Linked DNA regions of Homo sapiens: all the other regions are linked to region 1. A link is a loop called in an ENCODE intact Hi-C map of the cell type or tissue named here. Cell type or tissue: dorsolateral prefrontal cortex. All regions are shown on one strand.

Region 1 (4,000 bases):
AAAAAAAAATCCAAAGTATATAACAAGGGGAGAACAGTTAGTGCTGATTTTCATTTGCATACATTTTCATATATTTTGGTGAAAATAATAGACTAGTGGAGAGCTGGGCTTCGAGGCGTCAGTGTGAAGGGAAGGCTAAGGACGCATCGGTGCTGGAGAGTTGAGAATATGCCTTCCCCTCCACCCCCAACCCAGTCACCTTATTTGAAAAAAAATTAAAAAACACCTTTTATTTAAAAACCTAACCCTGGAAGTTTGCTCGGTAAGTGTTTTTTCATTTTCTTTCCCTGCTTTCCTCTTCTTTTTCCCCTCCTTTTTGGCTTATTTATTTATGTTCTTGTAGGTTTGGGAGCTTATTTTCATTGCTTGGGACAAGAGAGGGTTCACAGAGCAACTGTCTGAAGGAAGGAAGGAAGGGAAGATGTGTTGGGGGGGAGTTAAAAAAATCCAACCCTGCTAAAATATTACATAAAAAGATGGACTCAGTCCAAAGCCCCACACAGCAAAAGCCACTTTACTTTGGAGGGGTGGGGGGAAAATGCTATTCATTGTAATTGTTGATCGTGAAGGTGGGGTGGGAGGAGGGGGAAGAAGCCCTGGAAAAGAAGTGATTATTAAGCATGCAGTATATAAATATTTCTTGATTGGGATTTTTTATTTTTCCCAGAGAATCAGGACTAGAGGGGAAGAAACCCTATTTCTGTAGCCAGTGGTGATGTCCTGAATTGTGTGTGCCTGCCTGGATTGGGGTGGGGGGACGCATGCTGGGAGCAGGAGGATGGAGTGAGGAGGGGGACTTGGCAAAGGGAAGGCGGAGAGCTGGAGGAGGAGGAAGCGAGGCAGGAAGTCAGGGCACCCCTGGTTAATGCTGTGTCTGGGGAGCAGGCGGGGAGCTGCAGCCTCCCAGCTCGGTAGTGAAAGCCCATCAGAAAGAGGGTGATCAATCAAAACTAACCAGGACATCCCTACACTTCATTCCCAAAGGAGGCTGGAGCTTTAGCATCGCAGACTGGATTTCACTTTGTTTTCTATTTTTGACAGCCTCACTTGTCCCCTCCTTGCCACTGTTCCTGGGTTTTGTAAAAATTGAGGGTGCAGTTATTGCTAGGTGCAGTTAATTAGATAAACATGGCCGGAGGACATAGCTAGGCCAAGTCCAGGCCCATTTGAGTGCCTTACCTTAGTGAAATAGGCCGGAGAAAATTTTAAAAGCTTCTTGGTTTTGTTCTTTTAAGGGAAGCTGCGTCTGTGATGATGAGGGGGGAGAATCCAATGGCTGGAATTTTATTGCACTTTTTTACACAGAACACCTTGCAATTTAGAATTGGTAATTTATTTGGAAACAGTTGATGCCAAATCAATGAAACGGTTTGTAACGAGGGAGGAAGAGGTTTCAGTTGGGGAGGGGGCTCAGAATCGCCAGTTTTCCACTCCTTGTTTACGTGCTTGGCAGCGTTGCTTTTGACTGGGGTTAACTCTGTGTGCTCCATTGGACCAGATGCCATATAGAGCTGCTCCCTGAAGATCATTTGTTTCCTTGATGGGGAACATTTCTGAGCAGAGCATATTGGTTGCCATAGAGAAAGAAATAAAAGGAAGAACACTAGTCACATTAAGCTATATGTTTGTGCACTGGGCTTTAGATAAAAGGACCTTGGTTCAGCCAAAGAGAAGAAGCCAAACTAGAGATTTCTAGTGCCACTAAAACTAGCTTTATTTTGTTTTGGACTTTTACAGTTGAAACATATAAGCTAATTTTATTGGCTGTTGTTAATTTTATATGACACGGTTTACTGAACAAAATAAACTTTGCTCAGGAGTAGCATTATTGACTTGTCAGCAGGGGGCGCACTGACTCGTCTTAGCGAGTGCTGAGTAAAATGTAGCTGTTTCAAAAGCAAATCTGCTCTTCCAAACTTGCCAAAGGAACAAATACCGCTACCTTTCTATGCATATTCACAACGAGGAGTGAATTCATTGCATAACACAGGGTTTTAAAATATGAAGACAATGACTTCCCCATCCCCCACCCGCCCATGTCTGTGAAATGGCCCAGAAAGAAATATAGTTCAAAAACTATTCCTCCATTTCAGTGAAGTGTATTCTGGGCTGGAAAACAGAAATGAGATGTGAAAGCAAGAATAGTTTTTGAAAATTATTACTAAGGGGATTTAATAGGCTACTTAAGAAGCTACCTTTCAGGGTTTTTTGTTGTTGTTGTTTTAACAGTCAAGAAAATGAAATGCATCCTAGGGTATGATCTGTTTAAATAATGAAAGTTCTTCAACCTGATACATGCTTTGACTTCTAAATGCATCTCTGGGTCCTAGAGATTTAGTCCGCTGGCCCAGGATCACTTTTACTCCATTTGATATTTAGTGGCTACTTTCATTCTTGTTACCACTTATGATTTTAGAAAGATTTTGGATTTATCCTTGAAAGGCTTGGCAGAGAAAAGAAAATACAAAATAGCCACGGGTTAGAGATAACTGTGGGCTTGAAACTTTTTAGTGCATTACTTAACCCAGTTGAAGAAAAGTTTCAGTAGAGCCACAAGGTTTCTGCCTCAAAGATATATACATACTGCCAATGAAGACTAAACTTTATTGTGGTAAAGGACGAAAAAGATATGTGGAAAACTTCCTAAAGCAGTGAAGGGTAGATCCTGACTGGTTCAGAATTAGTCAGTTTGTCATTAAGAATTTTCCCAAGGAGATTCAGAGAGTGTGACTAGTAAAGGGAAGCCCGGAGTGACTGGAAGTGAGAAGCTGGCTTCCATGGTTCAGTAGCCGAACACACCTGTGAATGTGTCACAGAGCCTGTTAGTAAGGGCCACATTACGTGATCGCTCTCATGTTCCTGTGCAAGAGAGGAAAAGACACCTTATTCTTTCTAACCCAGCTCCAAGTCAACCAGGTTCCAATGAGGAGAAGTTTTTCTTTGACACTAACTTTAGTAAGTCAGAGTTTGGATTTAAGTGGTGTGTTTTCTAGGAGGGTCAAGAGATTCTGGGAACAGTATAAGCAAAAGGGGCACACTCAAACACATTTTAATCTGTGATTTTCACCCCAAGCTCTCACATTTAGAGTCAGGAAAGGTACTCTCAGGTTCGCACTAATAAAACAGGGAGAATTGAGAAAATTGTAACTTGAGCCCAAACATTGCTTTCTCTTTGGCTTTTGGGACATTTCAGACAAAAGACTTCTGGGGCAGATCCACATGAAGTGGGCAAATGTCTTAAAGCTCTAGCTTACTTTGCATGCCCAGGGCTGCTGAATGCATTTAAAAATTATTAAGGAGAAAGGAAACTTTTCAAATCAGCCTGACATTCTGCAAAAAACATTGGTGAGGCAATCATTATATATATTTAGAGCATAATTTTTGTGTGCCACTTTTCATAAGATCTGTGATTGTTACTGTCTTGCTGCTACTTTTCTTTTTTTGAAAAGGTAATTAAACAATAAACAGAAAAGATAAAATGCTTGCCCCTCATGATATCTATAGTCCTAGGTTCCTTAATGTAAAAGAAACAGAAAATAAGAAATCTGGGTAGAGCAACAAGTTAATTTGACAAGAACTGACATATTATAGAGATGGCTTTAGTAGCATTTTATAATGATTTGGGGGTGGAAGCGATCAAGCTGGGTATGAATTAAGATTCAAAGTGCTGGGCAAAGCTACAGACTTTTAATTGTTGGGGATGGCGAAATTGCTTTTGCCAAATGAGAGAATGAAGAACATTACCTGGGTCAAAAGTACAAAACACAAAGTGGGTATTTACTCATTTGTTTCCATTTGAGAATGATAAGGTGCTCTGGTATCGCTGCAGTTCAGAAGCACATTTGCCATTAGCATTTACAAATTAAAATGTTAAGCATACTCTCAACCCATACTCTGTGTTATATACAAAGGGGACAGCTCTTCCACGGTAGCTTTTGGGTGGAGAAAAGTATTTGTCGTCTTGGCAGTGGATGAGTTGTTTCTTGGTCTTCCTAAGTTT
Region 2 (4,000 bases), 420 kb after region 1:
AACAAAGACTCTTACCTTCCTCTACTTAGCTGACAGCCAAAAGCAAAACCAGAAAAAAAAAAAAAAAGAAAGAAAGAAAAAAAGAGAAATGCGTAGGGTTAGTAATTAAGATCTTCCCTCCACCACCAAACACGAACCAGAGGTGATCCATGGCTTGAACAAAATCTCCACAACAAAACAGTTTCCAAACTGCCCAAGTTGTCTTATTTTATTATTTACTGGGGGTTGGCGGGGGTGGGGGGAGTGGGGAGCAGAGGGCAACCTGCTTTCCATACAGCAATGCAGTTGAATAATCTTTCGCTTTGCCCACATTAAAAGCCCTGAATAATGTTTATAAAATGTTAGGGAATCCCGGTAGGTTTCCTATTTAACAAGCCATGTATGACAAATCACAGTGTAATGTACTACGTTCTTAATCTTTAATTAGAATGTGAATATCTGCTAGAGAACGCAGTTAACTTTGACACGTTAAATCTTCTGGTTAAAGTGCCTTACAGGAAGAGCAAAGATGAAACACTGTAACAATCTCCCGCTTCTCTCCATTCACCCAGACAGTTGGGGAAGGATGATAACATCTTGTAATACCTGCTCTGCAGTAATTAATCGCTGTGGTATTTAGGACCATTCAAGTAGACAAATATGACAGAGACAGGGACAATTAGAAACCTTGTTCAAGCTACATTAACTTTTCCAGCTATTACAACACAGCAGCTCAAGTTTGCTTGTAAAAGCTGCAGAGGGATTGCTATGCATTAGCCGTGCGATTATTAATGAAAGAAAAGGAGAATTGTGTTTATTGTAGTTTGAAAATTGCAAATAAATTTCAATTATCTGCTATGTCATTTTGTTAAACATGCACTCTGGAAATGCCTTTGTACTCTAAATCATGAGCTACTTAGAGCAAACTAATACCAGAAACCCTCAGGGAGATAGGAAGTCAATATTTTTGTGGAACTGGACTTTTTTTTTTTCGTAAGTGAAATTGGAGATGGGCAAAACCACCTGAATGGGCTTTTCAGGTAGCAAGCTCTGTGGCATCTTGGCGTGTATACAGCTGCTAGGTACTAATAGATGTTGAGTCAGATGTCGTGGGCAGACATCAGGGCAATCAGAACCACACTGTTAAAAGGAACCAGAGAAGCTTTCTCTCCTTGGGGAATATCCCCAAAACAATGATAAGAAATCAATTATGATAAATAAATAACGTCTGCCATCTCTGTTCCTTCCAATAACAAAGTCAGTCTTGGGGAAGAAAACACCTACGAGAGGTTCTAGTCAGCTGTAGAGGTGATGGAGTCAATGTTTCTGGCAAATGGCTCATGTCTACTGCCTTTCAAGAGGATAACTGCCAATCACTTTGAATGGCAAACTTGATCTTGACACACACACACACACACATGCACACTTGGAAAGCAGGAATAAACACACCCGCTTCTCTGCTGCCTTTTGTGAAACTACTCATTTTTCAAAGCATGCAGACCTATACATCCAATACCAAACCTCTCCTCGGTGTCTCCCACCCAAACCACGCGACAGAACCACTTTCAAGGGGCTGATGAGATGTACATCCCCCGGCCTGGAAAATGCCTCACGTCCAAACTTCCCACCCACCCTACTGTCCTCTCACCCAGGCCCAGCCCACAACATATTTCCACCCAATTTATTATTCAATTTTACTGCCCATCAGGAATTGAACAAAAAAAATATAATTCTGGTGCGCCTTGGAGCCGGGGACCTGATCCAATTGTCTTCTGTAAATCAAAGAAAGACCAGCTTAGCATGGCACAAATCTGCATCCCCACCCCAGAATCTGTTGTCACACACACACAAAAAACCCCGCTCAGTGCTCAGGAACAATCTCCCCTCTCAGCCGAGCTGCGATGATGTCAGCTTTCTGATTACAAACTGCTTATTTATGCTTCAACAGCTGCCAAGAGCAGCAAATAAGTGGCTAAAAGAGTGTCTAGACCAGGCTTTCAGGCCGCTATTGTCTGGGGGTTGTTACCTGGTTGACAGCGATGGGTCCAGCTGCCTGGTGTGAAAGGGAGCAGAGATGGCGAGGCCATGATTGACAGAAGGCCCTCGGGGTCAGCCCGATGGCCCCACGTCTTTATATTCCCGGCTCCAAAGGGAAAGCCAGGGCCCTGCCTGGAGGTTGGAGGTGAAAGGAAATGTTGGAGGGTAATGAAAAAATCTTTTGGCCAAATTTGCGATCATGAACACTTACCCCAGGGAATCAAAGCCAGTGCAAGTGGTCACAGAGTAGCCAGAAATGGGCACCTCGAGCGAAAGGAGTGAGGCGTTTCTTATCAACCTCACAGGCCCCTGGAGGAGCTGGAGAGGATGCACAGGCACACATAAATTCACTTTCTTTTTCTTTTTTATGTCTTTTTTGTTTCATTTTATTCTGTGGTGTGGGATGGGGAAGCTTGAGCAAATGCCTTTGTTACCACCTTTTTAACACTATCCTGATAGTTCGAGGACACTTTCAGAAAACTTCCCTTTTAGTACTTTCAATGGAAATCTGACAGAACATGAAACACTCCAACATTTGGGGAAAATAAGGAGCTTTGCAAGCTGACGTAAATGTCTAATTAGAATTTTCCACCACCACCACTTGCAACCTTTGAATCTTCCTTTCCCATTTGTTTCCAGCCACGCTCTCCATTTTAACACTTTTCAGGGTAGATTTGAATGTACCAAATCGCTGCCTTCATCCTGGCATCTCACAATTCATTGCAGTTGATTGGCACCAAACATTTGTGGCTTCAACCCTGCTCCTCCCCCAACCCCATTTTATAGTTTGGGGTTCTTGTGAAGAAAAGAATACTGCTAACTCTTGATCACTGAGACACACTCATTTGAATATAATAATCATAATGAAATAACTTCTTCCATGGAGCCCACCCTGTGGTTATTGCTACTCAAATACTTTGCTCCTTCTCGGGAACTGTAGCGTTATTATTTCGACACCATTGTTCCTATAGGGATAATTAATAAAGTACAGCTCCCGGGCAAAGCAACGAATGCTCCTACTTTCACATTCTTATTTACTTTTTCTCCGAGCGTTAAAAACACAGTTTCTTCCAAATACTGGCTGTGATCTAGGATCCAAATAGTACAAATCAGATGACGCTGTAGCCTTAAAAATGGTTGCATTTTGAAAAATAATAATAAAGATGAAGAGTAAGCTTTCTACTGTGTGAAAAATAACAACCATTTCAAACCATGGTGATCCCCAGAAGATGCCAGACTTGAATGAAATGCAAGAGAGCACCTGAGGAGACGAAGCTTAATTCGTGTATACAGTTGGCTTTCTCTATAATATCTGATTAAGAATCTGTAACGAAAATGAAATCACGTTAAATTAACTGTAAAAAATAAGTTGATTTAATTAAGCAAGAAAGACTTAATAGATATAATAAAATGTTAAAAAGTCAAATGATGTGCAGTTACATTTCAGTTAACACTGCTCAACAAATGTACTAAATTTATTCCTTTCAATAATGATGTGTTTTGAACATTTAATTAGATAAATAATGTCTAATCACTTCAGCAAATCTGAACTGGAAGAATCCCTTGTCATCAAAGGTGACTCACGCTTGTTACATCTACCTTCTAAGGGAAGGTAAAGCTGACAAACTTCAGCTCTTTTCAAGGAGATGAACAGAAATAAGGTAAAGTCTGTCTTTCGAGCCTCATTAAAATTCATGGTTTGCTAAACAAACTATTATTTACAGTAAGAAGAGTGTTATTCGGAATAGACTTCTACTTGTTTGCCTTTTTTTTTTAAGAATCAGAAGCTCTAAGCAGCTGATAAGAAAAGGTATACAGTGTTAGATGTCCTATAATTCATCATAATACTGTTTCCTTTAATAACTACTTTGCTCAAGTGATTGGCATGATTACAAGAAAATTACTTCAAATTATTCATCTCTTATCTTTCCTCTAAGATGTCCTAAGTTGGATGATAGTTAGCATAATGGGGCCCTATTAATTA
Region 3 (4,000 bases), 800 kb after region 1:
GTTTCTTGGTGTTTTTAGAGAGAGTGAGTGAAAATGAAGTGAGGGCTCCGGATAAAAGGCAGCCTGGAAACCAGGGGTGGGGGTGGGGTCAGCAGGTTACGGCCCCCTCATCAGTCAAGGTACACACCTGGCGTCCAGGCCTGGCAGGCTTCTGCTGAAGAGGGAGTGACTTCCCACGCTGACAGGAGTAGCAAATTATATAGATCTAGAGATAGAGACCTATTTATGCAGGTTGTTTATTCAGAAACTAGTCATTATTAAAAGGCTACTAACTACAGGAAAAATATCACTCCCCTGGGGTCAGTTTATTTCTGTCCAACTCTGATTTCTGAAAAATGAAGATTTCTTTGAACTGGAAAGACAAGATATTGTAAAATATGCATCATTTCAAGACCTCGTTCTTCTGTCTTTGCACTGATCTTTCTGCTGTTTTTATTGATTCATGGATCAGTGTCCAAACATAATTTTACCTTTTTCAACAGAGTTCAAAGCAGGGGAGATGCTATCTCATCAGTTTTCATAATTTCCATATGATTCACCAGCTGGCTCTCCCCTGTGTCTGGGGCTTCGTTTCCCACTATACCTCTCCACTTACCACATACACCAGCCACACCTGTAACTCCTTCTGAAAGCCACAGGGTATTTCTCTGTTTCTCCACCTGCTCATGCTATTCTCTCAGCCTAGACAGTTTTCTCTCTCTTCATTTATGCAGTCAACATTTATGGAACCCCAGCTATGTGTTTAATCTGTGCTTGGAAGTGATGAAATGACGCAGTAACCTCTGGAGCTTCCTGTTACTAAAGGCACCAAACTTGTCCACCAAGACTCAGCTCTACCTTCCTATAAAAAACCCACTCTTCTTCCCAATTTTGAATTTATCACACCTTTTTATGTGTCACCATAGGGATATATATATATATAGATAGATAGATAGATAGATAGATAGATAGATCTCACCAGAGTTTGATTGTATATTTTAATTAATTGTATTTTATATGTTAATTAATTATATGTATGTCTCCCCAGTAGAAGGATAAGCTATATGCTCATTATGTATTCTTCAGTACTATCTTGGCACAGATACAATATTTTATGCATTGATATTATTAATTTGTTCTTTGGTTAAATGAAAGGTTATGGACTGAGGGATGGATGGATGGATGGATGCATGGATGGATGGATGGATGGACTGACTAATGAATGGATGGATGAATGAATGACTATTTGGATATGTGCAGTTGAATATTAAGCCCTTTTTTGTTTCTTGAATCCACAGTACATTGCCCATGACTGTTCAAGACAATAATTCTGCATTGCCTTCCTGCCTCAACCTGGAATCAATGACTTTTTAATCTAAACTGTATTTCCCTTTCAATTAACAAATAGGATAATTTTGTTTTGTCATAGAACTACTCACTGTAAACACAATTGTCTGTGTGCATAATAGTTTTCTGTTACTACACTAAACTTTTATATGCAGTAATGATGTATATTTGTCAATTCAACAATAGAGTATTAGTTTAATATTCAAAAAACATATAAGTGCCATAAGAGGGTCTGCATTTTAGTATGACATATTTTTATGTCTAAAAGAAAAGTATTTATATGGAAAAAATTAAGCATTTACGTGGAAGAACAGATGATTATTAATTTATATTTGTAAAAAAAGTTTCTAATTTACTTTCATTATATAAAATTATTCAATCTGAATTATCAATTTATGTATCAACTTTCTTACAGAGATATTTTCAAAATGAGTACATACTATCTTTATACATTTAAAATTCATACATAGTTGATATTCATATTTTAGTAGATTCTATGTAGAAAATGAAAGTTTGCTCTATCATGTTTTGACAATTTAAAAAATTCATTTCTCCATCCAAAAAATCCTTGATACAGTAGACTGATTCTGGCACAGGTATCGTAATTCAGAAATGTGTAAAAAAATGCTCAGAGAAAGGCATATCTAATATCGCGGTCCTAACACATTTGATATAGATATAGTATCGCCGAGCTCATTATAGCAGACCCTATACTATAATTATATTACACACATTTTAAATTATCATTATAATTTAAGTCTGCAATTTTGTTTGGGGCTTAGATTTTCCATATTTGTTCTCACATGTGAATCATTTAAATTGTTGAAGTAGAATCTGTTTAGCTGTTTTGAATTATATGAATGAAAGAAAAAATACTTTCTCTTCAAAGCAAATTAAGATATTTGGGGACTCAAGTGAGACTGTCTGAATTTATAAGCTTTAAAATTTTGGAGTAAATATGAATTTAAAAATATTTTCTAATTTCCCTTGAACACAACTTAAAAATACAAATAAATTAAATATTTGACATAAATCTGATGAAATTATCAGTTTATTCAGTGATCTTAATTTTACTGTACCAGGAATATTGAAGATAAAATTAACATCATAAATTATGAGATTTGTCCAGTTACATTATTTTGGTGTATGCAAGTACAAGATGTTTATTTTTAACATTTGGTCATGACATTCAGAGGTACAAATTAAATAATGTCCTATTATTGTTCCAACTATGTCTCAAGTATAATTATATAAACATGCAAAAGTCCGAATTTACTAAACATTAATTTACCCTGAGAAGATGCAATATTTGTTCCTGGTAGTTGGGGATTTTAATTGGAGACCTGGATACCATTAGCTCTTTATGTCATGCTTTTATATATTTATACTTTGTAAGGAAACTTGGCAAAAATTTCAAACAAACATAGAAAAGACTTAGGCTAAGGTTTCAAGAAATGGAGACTTCTATCTTTCTTCCTAAAAAATTACTTAAAATATCAGCTTTCAGATATTAAAAATATCACTAAGTCTACATGTATACACCCCTTACTTTATGTTTTTAATTTCATAATTTGGTAATTTTCATTGTATTGTTGTTTCCCTTAAACGTTTGCCTTTGGAAGTCAGCAGGGAGACATCACGATCCCTTTGAACTTTTACTTTTGATGATATAAGTATTTCAGATTATAATAGAACTCCACATGCTAAATTTTGCTCTCCTGACATTTTTAAAACAACAGCAACGACAAAAGGTACTCGATGTAAATCCCTGAGGACTCACAGTAGCAGCCGAGTCTTACAGGTTCCCTTGGTCTTCAACACTCTCTTGTCTGACCTAGACCGAGTCTAGCAGAGGTGGTTATAAATAACTCCTCAAACACTGGCCGGAGGCTCCAGTATGAACTGGGGCTGCAGCTGCCGTGCACACTCGAGAGAGGGCAGACAGAAGAAAGCAAGACCAGAGATGACTACAGACACAAAATCTTAACAATTGGCATCCTGTAGTCACTACTTGAGCTTTTCCTCTTTATTTTTCGAGAAATTTTATTAAAATGTCTAGTAGACAACAGGACACATTTCTATTTTGCAAGCGCTCTAAACAGCAAGAGGCCCACAGAATGTTCATTATTGGAATGAGGAAGAAAGTGCTGTCTGTCCTGCCAGCACCAACATTAATGCCCATTCAAAAGTCTTTTAACCCAAATGGAAGTGGATTTAGCAGGCACTTTAGGCCAACATTATTTGGAAGGATTTTACACATTGTAAGTCATAATATATACTAAAAAAGAACCTGTGAAACTGTTAACTTGGATTTAAAACGAGGATTCTGAAGGTAGATTAGTATTAGCCAAGTTGTACCAAGAGTAAGTTTCTCTAACAGCATGTAGTATTGCATGACAACCCCACATAGAAATCAAATTGCCTTTGAAAATCTTAGCTCACTTACTTTATTTTAACACATATTTTGGTATTATTAAGGGAAAGTAAAGTTGCCTTTTTCCCCTTTACTTGTCAATGCTGCGTTTCAACTATAGAACGTTCTAATTCCTCCTGAGACTGCTATTTAAATGAAATTGATGGTGCAATTTTTTATCAAATAAAGCCTACTTTAAAATTATTGTTAACTCCCAATTTGCTATACAGATTTTTTTATTGCCATGTACTAGGCTTCAAA
Region 4 (4,000 bases), 190 kb after region 1:
AGCTCCAAGCCTGCAATAAACAGAAACTCCTGAATCACCCTATGAAAACCAGATATCTGGCTACGTTTATCAATATTATTTTGTCTAACTCTTTTTAACATACATTTTTTCCAGTTAAAAGCTCACTGAAATCCTCATATAAGAATCCCTCTCTCTCCAGCCCTCCCTCTCCCTCTATTTCTCTGTCTGTTCCCTGGAGAAATTAAAAAAAAAAAAGAGCATATTGACGCTAAATAAAAACCAGAAAGAGCAACCTTATGTCATTTATTTCTCTGAAATTGAAAAAAAAATCATTTTTCCTCTTAGAAAACTGTTCTGGTTTAAAATAAAAACACTTCAAAAGGTACTTTGCATTATATGTATGTCTTCCATGAGAAACAACACCCACATCTAGTGATTTTCTCATCTTGTCCCCGTCTGACAAGATCTGTACTAAAATATATTAAAAAAGAAAAAAAAAGATAAAGAAGAAAGAAACAAAGTGGGGGAAAAGCTGACTGGGAGCAGCAGAAATCTCTCCCTCAGGCCGGGGGCCTTTCCTTTCTCTCCGGGGCAGGGGTGGAGGCCTCGACCTGGGCTTCCTGGGGCTCCAGCTCTGAGACCCCGCGACCTTCTGACTCTGGGGCGCCCCTGGGTTCCCCGACTTCAGCTCCCACCCCATTCATTCAGCTCGACCTGGGAGCCGGGCTCAGCTTCCCTCCTGGAATTCACCCAGGGACCCTGCTATTGTCCCTGTCGTCTGACCTCTGCTACGCTAAGTTCCAACAGGGTGATCTGGAAAACGCGCCACTGGCTCCCTGGCGGGCTTCCGGACTCGCCTTTTCGCGCCCTCGGCGGCGGCTCTTTTCTCCAGGGGGGACCACCTAGCGCTCGGCTTTGCACGGCCAATTTATGGCGCTGTCAGGGGCTCGGGCGCCGCGCCCATTGTGCGGGACGCCGCGCCTGACCCCGCCGCCAGCGCCGCGTAGCCCGATTGTTCCCTCATTAGGGCGGCCGGGAGCGGCGGAAAGGCTCGCGGCCCTTTCCCACAATCGCTGACAATGTGCGGCCGCAGGCTTGTCACAGTCGCAGGCGAGGAGAAATGGAGAGGATGTGCCACCGAGTGGGGCGCAAGGGACATCGCATTCCCACGCGAGGAAGTGGGAGAAAGCCACCACTCAAACAGCCAAACCCAAACTCCAGACCCTGCACCGCCTGGGGTAGTTTCTTCTGGGGTTTTGGTGGCGGCTGTCAAGACCCATAGGAAATACGCTGGGGGAAGACTCCACAGCGCCTTGCAAAGAACTAAAACAACGCTTGAGCCCAGGAGTTCAAGGCTCCAGTGAGCTGTGATCGAGCCACTGCACCCAGGCCTGGGCCCCAGAGTGAGACCCTGTCTCAAAACAACAACAACAAAAAACAAAACAAACCAACACACACACACACACACACACACACACAAACACACACACACACTCCTAAATCAAGAGTTACAAAGAGCCAGACAGCCGGCGAACTTGGGCACAGGAGCGCTCTGTGCATAGGGGCAAGAAGCGCCCTGATGCAAGCGGGGCTGAACTGTGCACTCCCAGGAGCCAGGGCTGCGGCCACGTGGAGAAGGCAGGAAGGAAGCGGGCGGGGCTGTCAAGCAGGCCTAGGGCGATCAGCCCTGGCACAGGCTGCCTTCATAAGCAGGAGCCATCCGCAGTGTAGCAATCTCTTCTCCAGCCTGGCTCCTAGAAGGAGCCAGCTGATCTTTTTCCCTTTCGTGTTCTTTGCCCCACTGTGCCTGTTGCTGCTGTTCTTTCCCAGTGAAAATGCCTCCCAGAGAGGTGAGGCAGCCTCAACACCACACTTCCACGCTCTCACTTTTCCTCCTGGCCAACAAAGTGAGGACACTGCCCAGACAGTCCTCTCTCCCCCTCCTCCACCGGCCTGTTGCGTTGAAAGGGCCTTCTCTAAAACTGCAAATAAAGAGCACAGCTTCAGAGAAACCGGGCAAAGGCTCAAGGGGAAGGCACAAAAAGGACTATCTCTGTCCTGACGCTTAGATGTATACAAAAAGCTACGCTCAGATTCTTAGGTCTGTGAAATGCTATTTGAGTTGAAACACAATACCCGCCTACAGGGCATGCATAGAAAGTGATTTTAGGCGGCAATAACTTAGGGTAATTCTCTCTATTTTATAAACATCATTAACTCCTCTTATGAGATGATGCAAAAAGATTCAACGTTTCTTTGCACTTTCTCAAAAAAGTGAATTCTGGGGCTAAGGCCGTAAGCGACCACATTTATTAGCAGGTGATTCAAAATTGCGCACCCAAAGGGAAACTTCAAGAAGTTTCAGGGATACTATACACAGACTTTTAACTTGAAAACTCTTCTCAAAACAGTGTTTTTGAATTGAAAATGTGTTTAATCCTTTAATAGAATATAAAGCTAGAATTGAAAAGAAAGTTTACATTCCAATATATGATTTGTATAAAATATGTTGAAAGATATCAATTGTCTATATTTAAACTACATTTGAAAAATTCTAAGTACTCCAGAATTTTAAATTATTCTTAAAACAGAACTAAAGATATTTTCATGATGGAAAAATAATGTGAATTAAGCTTCTTAAAAAAAAGACCAAGTCTCATCTTTGGGGTGCATGTTGTCCTATTATTTTGTCCAAAGCTTTCTTGATAGGCTAAAAAGGACTTTAGGTTCTTGTGTTTAATATTTTAACAAGAACTAGGATACAGTTTGTATTCGTTTGTAAAATCCATTGCAAAGGTGATTTTGGTTGTGGCAGTTTTCCTTTCTTGTTTTTAGCAGATGGCTTTCTATTGACTGTTAACCTTAAAATCAAATGTGTAAAGCTTTTTATTTAAAAGAAAATAGTAATCTTAATTTGAGGTACATTGTGTGTAGTCTTACAGTTTGTGATGGCTGGTTTATGGTGGTGGGGAGTGTTTCTTTGTAACTTTTAGTTTTCTCTGACTCTTTAAATTTCACTGTTCACGTAGTTCTGAGCTATCTGCACTTGATCTGGGCCCAGACATATTTTGATTGTAAATAAAAAGTCTTCTTTTATGAGGATGTTCACTTCACAGCTTGAACAGTGTAATTTTTATACAGGTCTCAGCAATCAATAAAAAAGACACAGGAGGAATGATTTATCTTGTTGGTTACAGAGACTGTCACCGAGAGAAATTGTAAAAGATCAATTTACACAACCTGGTGTGAGAATGTTATTGATATAACACGGTTGATCGGTTTCTGGTTGTCTGTGCGCAGGCACTGCGGAGGGAGCACCACCACCACTCGCCAAGGTCTTAATAGACTCCGCGCTCCATAAAGTGGACACCGAGCCAGTGACGGCGGAGATGGCCCGGCGGGCGCCCACCGGCATTGGCTGCGCTCCGATTACTTCGTTAAGCAGTGTCATGCTTCTTCTTCTTTTTTTTCTTTTTCTTTTCTTTTCTTTTTTTTTTTTAATTTTTCCCTCCTACTGTGAGAACTGTTCACTTGGAGACTCCCTGTCTTAATTACAAAGAGCCCTTTTAACCATAGGTCACAGGACTTGGCTCTCTTGACAGGAAATAAGGAAACAAGCTACCTTCCTGGAAAAAAAAATTCAAACTTCTACTTCTCAAATTAGTTAAATGAAGCTTGTCGACGGTTGGGAGTTGAGCCTTATGACAGTTGGCTAATTGCAGTTGGTACATTAACTATGTTTTAACCAGAGCAGTTTGGGATCTAAGTAGATTAAAAAAATAAAGCAAGCCTAGGCATTTCCAACGAAAAACACTTAAAATAACCACAAAGTTAATATTGGTTTTACTTGCTATATGTATTACAATACAAAATGGATTCCTGTATCTTTAACATTGTAATTAAGTAAATTTACAAATATTAACATTTTTAAAATGACACTAAAGCTACTTTAAATCCTAGGAAGGCCTCTCTCTCTCTCTCTCTCTCTGCCCTTTCTTTTTTGATTCTGCCTTCAAAATGTCCTCTGTCTGTATTTTTT
Region 5 (4,000 bases), 150 kb after region 1:
TGCAGAGAATTCATGAGTTTTCACCAGCTGCCTGGATCTGTCCGGACATGTTCCAGTGCTCATCCTGTTAAGACTGGCAATTAAACAGAGTATTACAGCTAGGAGACCCCAAATTTGATTCCATCCTCCTCTCCTCTTTGCAGAACCCAATTTGATTTTTTTCCCCACTAAAAAAATGCATGCGTAAGTGTAGCTGTGTACGTGTGCATGAGTGTAAGCATTTCTGATGCACCTAAGCAAAAATGACAACTCTACAATAAAACAATAGGAATTCCTACCATGAAAGAAAATGAGTTTTACAAAAGTACAAGTTCTTCATAGCTGTTTTAAACAACTGTGTTTAGCAATACACCTGCTTTGATATTATCTTTTAACTGTCTCCTCTTGCTAGTTAGGCTGGCAAAAGACAGCCTCGATGGTTAATTGCCGAATGTACAGAGAAATGAAACGTGGACTTTTAAAAGAGTAGTAAGCTGGAAAGAAGATTAATAACAAATTAGTAAATAGGAAAGTCTTGCAAATCTATGACATGTTACAAAGGGAAAACACGAGCAGAATCTGTAAAATGTTACCAAAATACGAAAAGAACCTAGAAAAGGAGCACATTGTATGTTTATTTGAAACAATTATTTGCTAAGATGAAACACATTTTAGCAAGGGACTGGTGGGATAGGCAGATTGTCAGGGGAGCTGAAAATGCAGCAAGAATGACCAAAGTTAAGAGACCTAATGACTCGTGGCATCTTCCCTTAAAAATAAATCCAAACAGGGGAAAGGAATAATAAATTTTAAAATCGCTAACTGATTGCCAACCCAGATTTTGCTTTATTAGGGAGGGCAAGTAAATTTTATGTGATAGTTTGTTGTATTTAAAGACAGTGTAAAACTCTCATTGCAAACAGTTGTTTACAGTGCGTTTTTCAGCACCGAGCTGTTTTAAAGCTCAATTGTGCATTTTGCAGATAAAGTGGGAAAACTAACTGAAGGCTGTATTGTAAGCAGTGGTTGCCGTGGAAACCCCAGTTTCAAGAGCTGGTTCTCCATTACCACTTAATTTAGGCTTCCTAATTGCATTCCACTAAATCGGTAGCGACAATATCTGCAGAGCAAAACTGCATGCCCAGTCTAGCGCAAACCTCTTTGAAACAGGCTTTTTGAAAGCCAGGAGCTATAAAAACTCAGCATGACGTGGAGCATATGAGAAACCTGTAGTTCAAATGTACTACTGCCTGCTTTCTCATCCTTGGTAACTTCAGTGCGCTCCACACCAATCTATTAGTTCAGTCTACCTTAAAGATCATAAAGCTCTGCCATGTGGAAACTCATCTGTCCAGCAACACATTGGTGCAAAATAGATTTAATTGTACTCCCAACCCTGTATCATGTCCACCTTATTTTACTGCACAGCAGCAGGTAGCCAGTGCACAGTCTCACTTCCCTTGAACTGCCCTTGCTCCACAATACGAGGAGAACAATACTTTCTCAGTTTAAATTATTTGCCACTGTTGGGCTGAGCGGAGAGCTAGACCGCCCATATGTGACCTGAAGAAGAGGCTTGTCAGAACCACTAGACATAAAAGCATTCCAATTATCGACCACACTGCTTTAATAGAGGAGGCAACTAATATGATAGTGTAAGTGACTGCACCAGTGAGGAGCTCTTCGTCACTGTCAGATTAACACTTGAGTTAAACTCTTGTAAATCAGTCACATTATGCTGCTGGTGGAGAAATAAACACAGACCTATTAGGCTTAGGATTCCAGAGAGCTCTTTCTGCAAAAGGAGTTACACTGGATGCCTTATTAATAGGAAATTTGCCATGTTTATTATTTTGCAATTACTAATATGGGTAACGTTGGCAAATTTAAGTTGCCTGTGATCAGATTCCGAAAGAGAAGCAAGTGCCTTCGGTGGCCAGAGAGCAGGCCAGCCTGGCTCCGTGGCAGGGCACCGCAGGGCACGGTGGGCATTCTGTGTGAGCGGCCAGTGGGAGAGGAAGTTGGCTGACTCTCGATTGACAAAAAATCCCACAATTCTCGTTTTCTCTTTAAACAACGAATGCTTTCAAGTAAAATGCCGTGCTATCTTGGAGCACAGGACTTCATGCCAATCCCCGGCGAAGCTCATCATTTCCTCACTCAGGACCTGAGGATTTGGCATCTATATTGTAGGCGAAGAGACTCTTTTGCTCCAGAGAGGCAAGTAAACAACTGCAGCGTTTTATCCTCTCCCTGGCGTGGGTGCATGTTGCTAAAGCAGCCCAGGCACTGCTGCCAAGCACTCCACTATTGTCTTCTGTCTCCCAAGGTTTCGAACGCCCCTGCCCTCCCAACGGCGGGTCTTCTGCAGGGATGAATGAGGCATTTTCCAGGACAAGACTTTATGAATGAGACAGACTGTGTATTACAAGGCAAGAGGCTCCTGTGCATTTCCTGAAGAAGAAAGCCAATGTGAAGGAAGTCTGCATCCCAGTTTCAGCAGCAATGTGGAGGAGAAATCACCATCACTGACAAGATTTTGCCAGAAAGCCTCTCCCTTAGTCACGATACAAACAGGAGATGACCGATTCAAAGGCCAGGCATATAAAAGCCCTGGACAAGGTAGATTCTAAAGGATAAATAGTTGCTCTTCCGAGGTAGTGGGGAGGGGCGCCCGCTGTTGGACCATTTTAATCAACAGAAAATCAGGTGCACTGCTGTGGGTGTGGCAGCTGCAAAACATGGCAGGATTGCAGGTCATCTTTGGATGAAATATAACGACTCATGGTTCTGTGACTGAGAACATGTGATCTTGGAGACGAAGTCTGAGCAAAATTACGAGTGAAAGTTCTGGGATGTTAGCTATCCTGAGTCACGGAGACCTAATCGAAGTACTCCTTTCCCATCCTCTAGAGTTTCCTTAAGAAGCCCTCGGCATCAACTTCAAGGTGTGAATACATTTCTCTATTTCTGATGCACCTGCAACCTGGGTGCTACAACCGTTCTCTTCTGTGTGTTTCTTCCTCACTATGGATGGAGAAAAGTAAACAAGTGTGTTTTGTGCATCACCTTCATGTTGCCACTCTTCAGTTAGGCAAGTAAAAGCTAGCCCTTCCTCCCCAAACTTGCTTGGTGCCTCTGTTCCCAGAGCAAGGTTTCAACCCTGTTGAAACTCTGTTTCAGTCCAAGTCCAGGGCCCTCAGAGATTTTTTTTTCTCCCTGAGGGGATAAGCAGGGCTTTAAAAAGATTCTACTCCCTTTCCAAGCCCACGAAGTGCTCAGAAGCAGCCCCCAAAGGAGCCAGCAGGGAAAAGTAGACTCAACTTTGTCCAAGCATCAAGTTCCTGCTAATTTCCTCTCCTGCTACCCTGATGAAATCACCTCTGATTTTATCTGTGTTCTCCCACTTTGCCACTGCTTATCTCTCATCCACCCATGGAACTAATAAAATAAAGGACTAATGTTTCCTCCTCATCCTTAACAATTAATTCTAATTCTAAAACTTCTTTGATCTCCTCTCTATTATTCTAAAACGAAACCCCAAATCTTTGGGCTTAAAATCAAGCCTTGTTTCAGTACATAGCCTAGGTACCACATGGAAAGAAAATTGCAGCAGCCACAGAAAATGATTACTGCTGAATTACAAATCACAGAGAGATGCATAAATAGTTATGAGGGAAAATTGCAGGATAATGCTGCTGATACAATCAATAGCATCCTTGATAGTGATAGGCCCAGGGGTTCTATATATTATCTATCCACCAAAATGCCAATATAATAAAACCTACAGAGGAATTTATATCATGATCCATTCTCTGTTAATTCCCAAGTGAATAATAAATCAAATGGGATACCTGAAAGATCGTCTCCTCTAATTGACTTGTTTAAGAAACTGGTTATACTGGCCATTACGCTATTCCAACTAATGTGTGTTAGGAAGCATTTCTCTCTCTTTTAAAATTAATAAAACAATTTCACATATGACCCATGGTGCAAAGAAAAAATATATACTCTTAAGTGA
Region 6 (4,000 bases), 350 kb after region 1:
GGTTATATCTAAGGAAATATTAAAAACCGGGCTCACACTGTTGCCCCTTTAAGCTGACTTGTATTTATTAATATATTCTAAATGAAGATCTTTCTTCCTGCCCTGAAAGAGGGAGGAAACTCCAAGGTAAATAAATGCTCTGGAGCATTGGCAGGGTTTAAAGGGAATAAGAACACATTAGCCAAAGTCTCCTCACTGTCAGCCATTCTTAACAAAGCAACTGATACCTGCATAATGCCTGGGCTCTTTGTAGTTTCAGTCTGACATCTGTTTTAGCCAATCAATTTTTCATTAAAGTCAAAATGCTGCTTTAAAATTTGCCTTGGCTTTCTCTTTTTAAGACAAGAACAAATTTATGACGAAAATATTCCTTTACAAAACTCGATGCAATAGCTTACTAAGCTGTGTGGATCTTCATAAGTGGCATAGTTTTGAAGACTCACTTTGAATAGTCTAGATATTAAGATGGAAAGTTTAAAGAACCCACAGAACTTATTTTCAGAGCACATTTAAATGTCTTTTAAGCAGATTTTTTTTTATTATGACGTGTCCAAGATGAGCTTGCAGAGATTCAGCATCATTTAAGGAGAGCAGAGCCGAAGTACAGAATTGAAATTACTTGAAAACACACATCTGCATTTTAAACTTTAAGCTCCCTTTCAAAATACACTGTACAATCCATGTTTACTATAAATACAGCGAGGTAAGTCTGAAATACCTTTATCTTATTTGGTGGATCTGTGTTTGAGCCTCTTTGTTTGAACAGAAGTGTCAGCTGTATTTTACTTTATTATATAAAAAAGTTTCAGAATTTAATTAAGGGTCAAGTACCAGCAGTAGATAAATGCAACAGCTAAAGCATATTTCTGATCACTCTGAAGTCTGCAATCACGAAAATTATTATCATTGAGTAAAACTGGTCTCAATGATGGTGACTGGGAGATGGATTCTGTGTTACTCAGCCATCATTTACATAATAATGGGTTCCAGTTTTCATCAGCACCTTTTGTTTGTACAGTGCTTACTGCTACAGTAAATTGTCAAAATGTCATTCCTCTCCAATCAGCCAGAAAATATCAACAGTAAACAAGGCACAGGAAGAAATTCTCTGATTAGGAGTGTGGCAGAGGAAGAGTAGAGCTGAAGTCTCTGTGATCGCTTGAAACATGTTATTCTGGTGTTCCCAATAATACAGTCGTACAGATTATGAAAATTACTTCTCTCTCTCCCCACCTCCACCCAGCCCCTTTAATGAAGAAATACCACTCTGCTTCTGAGGTCACCAGGAAACCTCAGGACGATCACTGGGGATTAATTGATTTACATACGTATTTGTGGGTGCCACTCTGTTCCCTCTTACTGGGGATCAGCCTCTCCTTCTTTTTCTGGCAGGGTACTGCGGATTAAATGGGGCCAGATTCTCCTACAGTGTTCTTGTCCCTGCTTGGTTCTCTGACTCCTGGCCAGTGGGGATTCAGAGAATAAAGGAGCTGTGGAGAAGAATTTGGCCAGTGCCCACGCTGCTATCACATGGGGCAGTGACAGAGAGGCTCCCATCCGCTGACTCGCCAATACTCTTCTTGTTTCAGCTGAATTGCTGCCAGAGCAGGAACTCAGGAGCTGGGGAAGAGCCCCAGGCGGCAGCAAAGTCTTCCACTCTTTGCCTTTCTACTTGGCCATCACTTGAACTCGGAGACCAGGGACCAGGGACCAGGAAGGATGATAGCCAACTCTACAGCCAGCATTTAGGGCACGGAGCCCAGACTGCCCAATGACCAGTTCTCTCTCTTTCTGCTTTCCCTGCACCCCAGGCCACTCTTCAACAACATTTTAAAGTCCGAAAGAGACATGAAATCAACAACTCTTCCTGTTCCTCAGTGAAATCTCCCCAGGACTAGGAAAGGATGAGGATGAATTAGTACAGTATATGCCTTATAACCATTATAGTTACAAAGTATATTAAAATTAAAGACTTCACATTGTGTCTGAAATAAAAATGAATATAGTGGCATCCTGCCAAGAGTCCCAGAAACCACTCTTGTGTGGAATTGAAACATTTGGCTCATATAATACTTAATTTATTTTTATGAAATGACAAGTTATATAAATGTATGTTTAAAACAGAGGGGTACAACATTTTTTTGGTAAGGTTTTTTTTTTTTTCTTTTTGGTATTCTGGCGTATATAGCTACATGGTTGGGACTTATTTCTAAACAGAACAAAAAGGAATATGTTTTTCCAAAATGGCGTTTTAAAGCTATGTGGTCCCCAAATATTTCAAAATATGATCATGCAGTTATGTTGCCCATGGCAAGGCTCACAGTACCTTCATTGGAAATGAATAGGAGTTTTAAGATCTATTGAAATGAAGTGTTGACATCAGGGAATATTTTGTACTGCTTTCAGGTTTCTTACCATGCACTTTATTTTGCTTGGCTACTTTTAATTTTTTCCCCCCCACTTCTCTTTGAAAATCCGACATTGTCCAAACCCTTTCGATGAAGAAGCTTGCTTGAATGAAAGCGCCGTGATGCTGTGGTGGTGCATCAGTAAACAGGGGGCCCGAGGAGCGGGCAGCGCGCGGAGAAATAGGGCTGATCAGCGGTAATTACCCTGACACCTCATGCAGTACAGGGAATTAACTCCTAGGACTTTGGGCCGAATGAAGAAGACGTTGATGTTTCACGTTGTGAATGCATCAGTGCCTGAACCCATTACCAGTTTAAACGGAGATGAGAATTTACTATACACTTTTTTTTTTTTTTTTTGGTTGGGAATGTAGACCGGTGTGCAGAAAATGAGAAAGTAATTCAGGATGCAGAAGCAACCACAATTTGTATTTTTATTAAGGCTTTTGCCTTCTGATTCTATATCATATCCATGACACATAAATACAAGAGAAGGTCCATGGCAACCATTGTCTTGAAAAGAGGGAGCCCGTTGCCTTAAAGAAGAGGTTAGCGTGTCACCAAAGTAGGTGAAGGTATTCCACGGCAGACCCATAGAAAGTGCTCGAAAACACAGAGCAGGAGGGGAAACACAGCTCAAAAGGCAACTAGTTAGCAGCTGCCACTATGACCTTTAACTGCATCCATGGTAACTGGGCTAAGGATGGAGTTCCATTTTACTATTCTCACACCCACAATGTTAAGCCTGTGAATCCCATTGCAATTTAATGGCTGAAATCAGAAGGCAGATCTGTGTTCATTGGACCGGTGCCGATACCCTCTTAGCTAATGAGCGCAATAAACATTTTCATGCCAGGAAACCAGTGCAAGTGGAAATATTATGCCATACAGAAATATATACCCAAACACAAAGAAATGGTCAGTAAAGTCAGTCTTTTATGTATATTTGCATATTCTAGCATTCAAAGCCAATCATCTTTTAAAAAAAGAATAAAAAAAGCTGCTAGACTATTAAAAACTGTAGCATACCACAAAGCTTACTGTGAATGAGAAATCAGAAGAGTTATGAATTCTAGAGTTAATGACTATTACTGCCTGTTCTATTATTTTCCTTAATGAATCTTATTATTTGTAAATGTATGCTTCTTTTTATGTGGCTCTAATATACTTCATGCCTTTTCCCTGACTATATACCGTACCTCCAGCTGGGGCAAGAAACCACTGCAAAAGCAATACCCACTTCTTTGGTAAAGGGAAGAGGTTTTATGATCGCTTTGCCTTCATAGCTATTTAGTTCATAGTTCGTTAAGAATTGATGACAATAGTGTCATACTGTTGTTACAGACTTTGCAACCTGCAAGGATACATAGATCATGCTTGTTTGTTTTGAAACCCCAGAAAAAAATGATAATGGGAGCTCATCACCAGTGAATTAGCCTTTGAATGCATGCTGCCTCTCTGAACAACTGGTAACTGGTAACTTTTTTTTTTTTAAACCAAAAACATGTTTAAGTTTAGAATGAGATGGCATCTGAAACTGAGCTCCTCAATTTAAGAAATAGCCAGTTTCAGAGGTTTAAGCATGATTAACA

Evidence for each region. Peaks named below come from ENCODE experiments on the same cell type or tissue, not always from the same donor. Only the 100,000 strongest peaks of a DNase experiment are listed, where the experiment ranks them.
Region 2: it touches region 1 in a loop (8-fold over the local background); 13 of 110 quality-filtered maps call a loop at or near these places.
Region 3: it touches region 1 in a loop (2.9-fold over the local background); 9 of 110 quality-filtered maps call a loop at or near these places.
Region 4: it touches region 1 in a loop (11-fold over the local background); 7 of 110 quality-filtered maps call a loop at or near these places.
Region 5: it touches region 1 in a loop (4-fold over the local background); 4 of 110 quality-filtered maps call a loop at or near these places.
Region 6: a loop joins it to region 1, with 5 times the contacts of the local background. A loop is called at or near these places in 5 of 110 quality-filtered maps.

The regions. Positions count from the first base shown.
Region 1 is chr2:104,847,574-104,851,573 of GRCh38, reverse strand. It overlaps PANTR1 (POU3F3 adjacent non-coding transcript 1), which reads left to right and starts at 98. Exons shown (of 4, transcript NR_037883.1): 1 at 98-262. RefSeq lists an enhancer at 494-3,046. In dorsolateral prefrontal cortex, CTCF peaks have their summits at 1,643 and 1,842 (motif pointing right); a DNase peak (open chromatin) is centred at 1,853; H3K4me3 peaks cover 4,000 bases; H3K27ac peaks cover 4,000 bases.
Region 2 is chr2:104,428,485-104,432,484 of GRCh38, reverse strand. No RefSeq gene overlaps it. Among named protein-coding and RNA genes, the nearest start is that of LINC01102, 3.9 kb to the left of the region's middle. RefSeq lists an enhancer at 1,431-4,000. In dorsolateral prefrontal cortex, no CTCF peak of the experiment used is centred here; a DNase peak (open chromatin) is centred at 1,854; H3K4me3 peaks cover 3,214 bases; H3K27ac peaks cover 4,000 bases.
Region 3 is chr2:104,043,274-104,047,273 of GRCh38, reverse strand. The region is part of intron 1 of LINC01965 (long intergenic non-protein coding RNA 1965); the gene reads right to left. Among named protein-coding and RNA genes, the nearest start is that of LINC01965, 170 kb to the right of the region's middle. In dorsolateral prefrontal cortex, no CTCF peak of the experiment used is centred here; no DNase peak of the experiment used is centred here; H3K4me3 peaks cover 1,242 bases; H3K27me3 peaks cover 528 bases.
Region 4 is chr2:104,656,265-104,660,264 of GRCh38, reverse strand. LOC105373526 (a long non-coding RNA gene) reads right to left here and starts at 928. Exons shown (of 8, transcript NR_188089.1): 1 at 819-928. RefSeq lists an enhancer at 1,652-2,163. In dorsolateral prefrontal cortex, no CTCF peak of the experiment used is centred here; DNase peaks (open chromatin) are centred at 686, 1,064, 1,604 and 3,320; H3K4me3 peaks cover 1,374 bases; H3K27ac peaks cover 3,314 bases; H3K27me3 peaks cover 802 bases.
Region 5 is chr2:104,699,799-104,703,798 of GRCh38, reverse strand. LOC101927383 (a long non-coding RNA gene) reads right to left here and starts at 255. Exons shown (of 2, transcript NR_188512.1): 1 at 1-255. RefSeq lists an enhancer at 401-2,677. In dorsolateral prefrontal cortex, no CTCF peak of the experiment used is centred here; a DNase peak (open chromatin) is centred at 2,228; H3K4me3 peaks cover 2,393 bases; H3K27ac peaks cover 2,690 bases.
Region 6 is chr2:104,500,693-104,504,692 of GRCh38, reverse strand. All of the region lies in intron 1 of LINC01102 (long intergenic non-protein coding RNA 1102), which reads right to left. LINC01103 (long intergenic non-protein coding RNA 1103) reads left to right here. Exons shown (of 6, transcript NR_110113.1): 3 at 3,753-3,877. Among named protein-coding and RNA genes, the nearest start is that of LINC01103, 7.8 kb to the left of the region's middle. In dorsolateral prefrontal cortex, a CTCF peak has its summit at 1,633; DNase peaks (open chromatin) are centred at 1,532 and 2,577; H3K4me3 peaks cover 3,165 bases; H3K27ac peaks cover 3,968 bases.